2 separate regions of the Homo sapiens genome follow, and region 1 is linked to region 2. Evidence: chromatin loops called from intact Hi-C (ENCODE). Cell type or tissue: Caco-2. All regions are shown on one strand. Each heading gives the region's core, and the rest is flanking DNA. Links, peaks and the distances in the headings are about the cores only. Region 1 overlaps ADAMTS18 (ADAM metallopeptidase with thrombospondin type 1 motif 18). Region 2 overlaps ADAMTS18 (ADAM metallopeptidase with thrombospondin type 1 motif 18).

Region 1 (2,930 bases), core at 189-2,688, 54 kb after region 2:
GTTGGATTTTGATTTTGGATAATTTTAACACATATGCAAAGATAATGAAATTTTTCAATGACCAGTATTTTGAAAAGTGACACCTGTTCGGTTGGACTTCATGCTGGTAAAACAAACTTAGACATACATTTGATATGCACACATATTTTGTTTCCTGCTTTGTATGAGAAGCATTGTTCTTAGTGAGCATTTTCGCTTCTCCATTTACAATTTTAAAAATTGGCTTATTCATATCTAGGAAAGTGTGCATGTGTGTCTAAATGTGTGTGTGTGTGTATAATAATGTTGGAAATTTGTTGGATAACAATAACAACAATGATCAAGGTTTAAATTTCCTAAAGATAATAAATGTAGCTCATAGAAGATACTGGCACTGTCCGGGCGTGGTGGCTCACACCTGTAATCTCAGCACTTTGGGAAACCGAGGTCGGCAGATCACCTGTAGTCAGCATGACCAACATGGTGAAACCTCATCTGTACTAAAACTATAAAAATTAGCCAGGCATGGTAGTGGGCACTGGTAATCCCAGCTACTCAGGAGGCAGAGGCAGGAGAATCACTTGAACCCGGGAGGCGGAGGTTGCAGCGAGCCGAGATCGTGCCACTGCACTCCAGCCGGGGCGACAGACGGAGACTCTGTCTCAAAAAAAGAAAAAAGATAGCAGCACCAACATATAAAAATACCAACTATGGTTACTGAATGATGTTTGCTTTTAAGTCAAAAATTAACTAGATGCTTTGAAAATATATGAGTTATTTCCTGTATGTTGAATAAAATATACACACAAGTACACACACACAAACATCCTAAACTGGTATATCTGAAGAGTACTACACATTGAAATAATTATTTTGTAAAGTATTATACTTGTTCCAATGCAGCTGCTATTGCTCTAATGTTTGAAAATTCTCTATAGCGTTGTCTCCATCATAAAAGGAAGATTTAGTGACACCAATCAAAAGAATATTAAGTACATGCAATGTTGCCAACTAAAAGAATATTCAGTACATGCAGCAAAAGTTTTTTTAAAAAGCAGCATGCCATTATACTTTGGGAATTAATTTTTCTCCATGATTACTTCCTGTGCATAAAGAATCAGCTAGAAGTGTCTTCATTGCTGCAAAACATGAACAAAAATAAACAAATGCCTAGCAGCCCAGAGACCCCATCTGTGCACACGAAGGAGTACTGTGTGGCTATTAAGTGCTGCTGTTTAAAGAGAATGAAATCAACAACAGCTAGCCTTTAGTGAGCCCTTTGTATAGTCAGAAACTATTCTAAGCTTTACACAAGACTGATCCTCTTTGTTCTGCCTAAGTCAACAACAACGGTTAGAGGAACACCAATGAATCACCCAACTAGTTTTCACATAAAGTAGTGGTTCAAAGAGGCACTTACTTGTGCCCTGACTCATGAGCGATGGTGAAGGCAAGGCCAAGTCCTGTGTCCTCATTGATGGTACAACTTCGGTACTTAGAGCACATTCCACTGATGGGGGCAAACCCTATTGAAAGAGCAGTTTCAAATGTGAATCCAAAGGTTGCACACACAGATACATGATGATGATTTATGTCCTCAAAATGTTCTACACAGTTTTAGTTTAATAGATCAATGCATTCAGTGTTTTTGGAAAAAAAAAAAAAAAAAGATCTATAGTTCTTTGTCCTGTGTAATGATAATGTATAAATGCAACATTTCCTATTTTCTTGCTTTTGTTACATATTGTTATCAATTGATCCTTGTAAGAGCCCTGTAAGGTCAGTATGAGTACTGTAATTCCCATTTTACATTTAGTTTAGTAAGTCACAGAATATTTATATGCCTTGTCTGAGTTTATCATTCAGGTCAGAGCAACGGATAGAATGATAGCAAAACCAATGCAAAATGCTCACTGAACAGTGGCATTAACGTCACAGCTCAGGGTGTATTTTCCAAGGAAAAACACATATCCTGGTCTTTTACTAGAGCAGAAAACATGAAAATGTCTAAGCAACATGTGCAGATTAAATTCATTTTTCTCTGGTTCTTTATAATGTGGTAAGTGCTTCTGTTCCCAAAGTTACTTCCCTCTAAGAGCCATTATAAAAGCATCCCGGCCAGCCCTTAAGTCTATCTTCAAATACAATACAGTGTGTGCGAACATCTTTCTTTCCAGTTTTGGGTCCTAATAATCAGTAGAACAAATCTATGTACCCATCTAATATTAAATGCATGCTTGTGAATGGATTGTACCCACTTCATTGTCAAGACGGAAGTGAGATCAGCTGGGAAATCTAATACAAAGGCACAAATAAGGGGTGGGATCATTATCATTACTACCATCGTCATCGTCACTAAATAAATGGTTGCAAATTCACACACTGTGCTATATGTCTATTATATATCTGTGTGTGTATGTATTTATAGCTTAGGAAACCAAAGCTCAGAGAGGTGAATTAACTTGTTCAAGATCTCAGAGTCATAAATTCTACACTCAGGAATCAACCACAGACATATGGGAAGTCAAAGCCCATGCCCTTTGCATTAGGACACACTGCTTAAAGTAAGTGACCTTTTCCACAGTTGATAGAATTTCTGGTGTTTTGTTTTTTCCAAGCCTTTTAGTACATTTTGGTCTCTGGATAACAGATAACACTGTCTGCTTCTCAGAATCTCTCTTGAAAACAATGCACTGGATTATCATATGTCACTTTGCACATTCCAAATTCAGAATATGAATGGATATATACCATCTTTCATTACAAAAACCCTTTCTATGGAACAATTCCCAAAATCATTGTGTTTTTGAAGACTGTGATTAATGGTTAATTGTTAAAATAAACTTATTTATAGGACATAACAGAGAAACTGCAGAGAATTTGAGAAACATAAAAAATAAAATTTCTGCCCTGGCACAGTGGCTCATGCCCGTAATCCCAGCACTCTGGGA
Region 2 (2,930 bases), core at 242-2,741:
TTTTAAAAAACTAGCTAGGTGTTGTAGTGTGTGCCTATAGTCCCAGCTACTTGGGAGGCTGAGGCAGGGGGCTGCTTGAGCTCAGGAGTTGGAAGCTGCAGTGAGCTATAGTCACACCACTGCACTCCAGCCTGGGCCATAGAGTGAGACACTGTCTCAAAAACAAAAACAATCAAATACTTCTGTTTTCTTTGAAGATTTCTATTCCCCCCTCTGAAAAAGACAAACTGTTACACTGTGTTTCCCACATCCCTTTTCCTAAACTTGAAAATGAGGATCCTCAGCAAAGTAAAATCCTTGAACTAAAGGTAAGACCAGCAATGATCAGAATATTAAACAGCAGTAAGGGAACAAATCCATTTCATAATATCATGGTAATACAAAACTCATGTATCTGGCCAAAAGAAAAAGAGAAATAACTTACACAATTTGCTGTACATGTTCTTAGGAACGTGCAGCTTTAAATTAACTCATAAAATACATAGTAGCTATTTGTATGCCTGTGTATGTGTGTTACTATTACAGTTTTATGGCCAGTAGCATATAGAGCATATTGTTTATAGTTTATTTCCTTAACATATTAATGCATTCAATGAATACATAAATGAAGGCCTCTTAACTTTACAAAAATCAAATGACTCAAGGTTTGCCTTTAATGTATGTGTAGCTATAAATTCACATGCAGAGTTCAATGTGTTATCATGTAGACCGAAAGACAATATTTGTACAAACCAGCAGAAAGCTGATGTAAGAATTTACTTAACATCAGCTCGTAAAGGCCTTGTAAAGGAAGTAAAAACTTAAACAAATAAGTACCAAGACAAATATATAAAAGATAAGTATGTGCCAATTGTAGCATATTATTTGCTTCTCAATAAGTAAGATGCTCTTTGCCCCCATCTTTATTCTGTGTTGAGAAGAACAGTGACCAAGAGTATCCTAGAAATCCTCTTATCTCTTACTGTTTGATGCCTGCAAATACTTAAACCTTTGGAGATTATTGTCCACTTGTCTCATAGAATCTCTGTGGGAAAGTTTCTCTTTCACCCTGTTCTTAAAAAAAAATCAGAATTTTCTCAAATCAAATCCACCCTCAAAAACTGCTACATAATTTCTAAAGCCCAGTGCAAAATGAAAATTCAACAGTCATTGTTTGAAAAAATTAAGAATTTCAAGACAGTGACAGTGAAGCATTAAACCAAAGGGCGCTTCTAAGCACAACGTCCTCTGCAGCTGGGCAGGTCCCATGCCCATGAAGCTAGTCCTGCCCAGCTAAATCCAGGTTTTCTCACCTGGATCAGTTTTAAGACACAATTAAAAATTTTTCAAATTCGAAATGACCCTGCAATCTGACAATGACTTCTCTCTCGTTTCATGGTTGGAGAATATAGCCCCCAATTTGGTGGCCTTGATTATATCTCAGCACGTGCTTTAGTGTGTCCATCACCATCAACCAAACCACAGACAGCCTCTCCCACTGATGTGGGGAAACAGGACAACCCTGGAGAGGTGTGCATAGAACCACCTAAGATGCTAACTTCCTCTACGAATGCCAGGGAACACATCTTGGGCAATATGTAACTTGAAAATGATCATTCCCATTGTTCACATTTTAGAACATTTTCGGTGACCATGTCAAGAGTAGTCCATTGCTTTTCTCAGCATTCCTGGAGAACACAAACATGCTCAGGGTACAGGAGCACCGCATCCCTCCCGTAATGGCACCACATCACAATAATGCCATTGCTTACAACCCCGTGCCGCATGTCGGAGTGTATAGCCAAGCTGTTAAATGCACAAATTTGGAAAGACCGCCAGTGATTCAATCTACTTAACTGGACTTAGTCCAGAGAATTTTCCAGCCAACTGGCATGGAGTCTCCAATTTACAGCTGGCAAGCAACCTCCTTAAATGCTTCCAGGTCCTCCATAGAGATGTTTAATGTCTACCTTTAACACACAAACCACCTGACTTCAGACACAACACTCAGCAGCTCTAACCGCAGGGTGCAGAGTTATAAAATTTACAGCTTCTTAAGTTGGAAAACCACAGACAGGGGCTGGAATCTACCAACAACTCTCTGAAGGAAGGGGATGCAGTTTCTGTTTAAGGCACATAAAATTAAAACAAAGGATATCTTCAATAATCACGGGTAAATGATTCTCTTTCTTTCGTCCCCACTTTTAATTTTTAATGTTAAAACTTTTTAAAATTCCTTCAGTCAGCTTTGTATTTGTTTCATTATTTAAGGCCTCTTTTTTTCTTCTTCTTCAAGAAGTTGTCCTCATTTTACCATAAAGGTTATGGATAAATTTTAAAGACTAGCTTTTTATTTAATGCATGCTAGGAAACTCAATTCCTGTCCTCAATAATGTATTCGATTGCTTTAAAATTAACAATGCCTATTGAGTGCTTATTATGTGCCAGGCAAAGCATTGTACATGCATTATCTCATTTAAAATTGATAACGACATTAAGAAGAAGGTGCTATTAATTCCAATAGTGTAGACTAATAAACCAATACTCAAAGTCACATAGCTAATAAGTCACAGCAATGGGACTCAAGTCTCTGGTCTTGTTTAACCCTAAAACCTCACATCTTCACTCTCACAACATTGCCTCTCAAGCTTTGAAACACCAAGCCCAGGATTCTAATTTAAAATTCTAAAAACTGTGTTAACTGCTGGAAAGACAACACTGGGCCTCCCTGGTGTGCTGTGACATTTACTTTGTGACACTGGGTTTGAACCTAAGAATTTTATTTCTTGAACATACTGGCATCTAATTTAAGAATACTTGATCTCCTCAATCAATTTTCCCCTGGATTTATTTATAATCATTGTTTTAACAACTGAAATATAATAGACTTTATTGGTTGGCCTTTTCTTGATAAAGCCCAAATTGCACCTTACACTCCTGTGTCTCACGGA

What was found. Peaks named below come from ENCODE experiments on the same cell type or tissue, not always from the same donor. Only the 100,000 strongest peaks of a DNase experiment are listed, where the experiment ranks them.
Region 1: it touches region 2 in a loop (5-fold over the local background); 5 of 110 quality-filtered maps call a loop at or near these places.

Annotation. Positions count from the first base shown.
Region 1 is chr16:77,357,919-77,360,848 of GRCh38, forward strand. It overlaps ADAMTS18 (ADAM metallopeptidase with thrombospondin type 1 motif 18), which reads right to left. Exons shown (of 23, transcript NM_199355.4): 8 at 1,400-1,505. Among named protein-coding and RNA genes, the nearest start is that of ADAMTS18, 76 kb to the right of the region's middle. In Caco-2, for the core only: no CTCF peak of the experiment used is centred there; a DNase peak (open chromatin) is centred at 1,412.
Region 2 is chr16:77,304,303-77,307,232 of GRCh38, forward strand. The region is part of intron 16 of ADAMTS18 (ADAM metallopeptidase with thrombospondin type 1 motif 18); the gene reads right to left. Among named protein-coding and RNA genes, the nearest start is that of SYCE1L, 110 kb to the left of the region's middle. In Caco-2, for the core only: no CTCF peak of the experiment used is centred there; no DNase peak of the experiment used is centred there.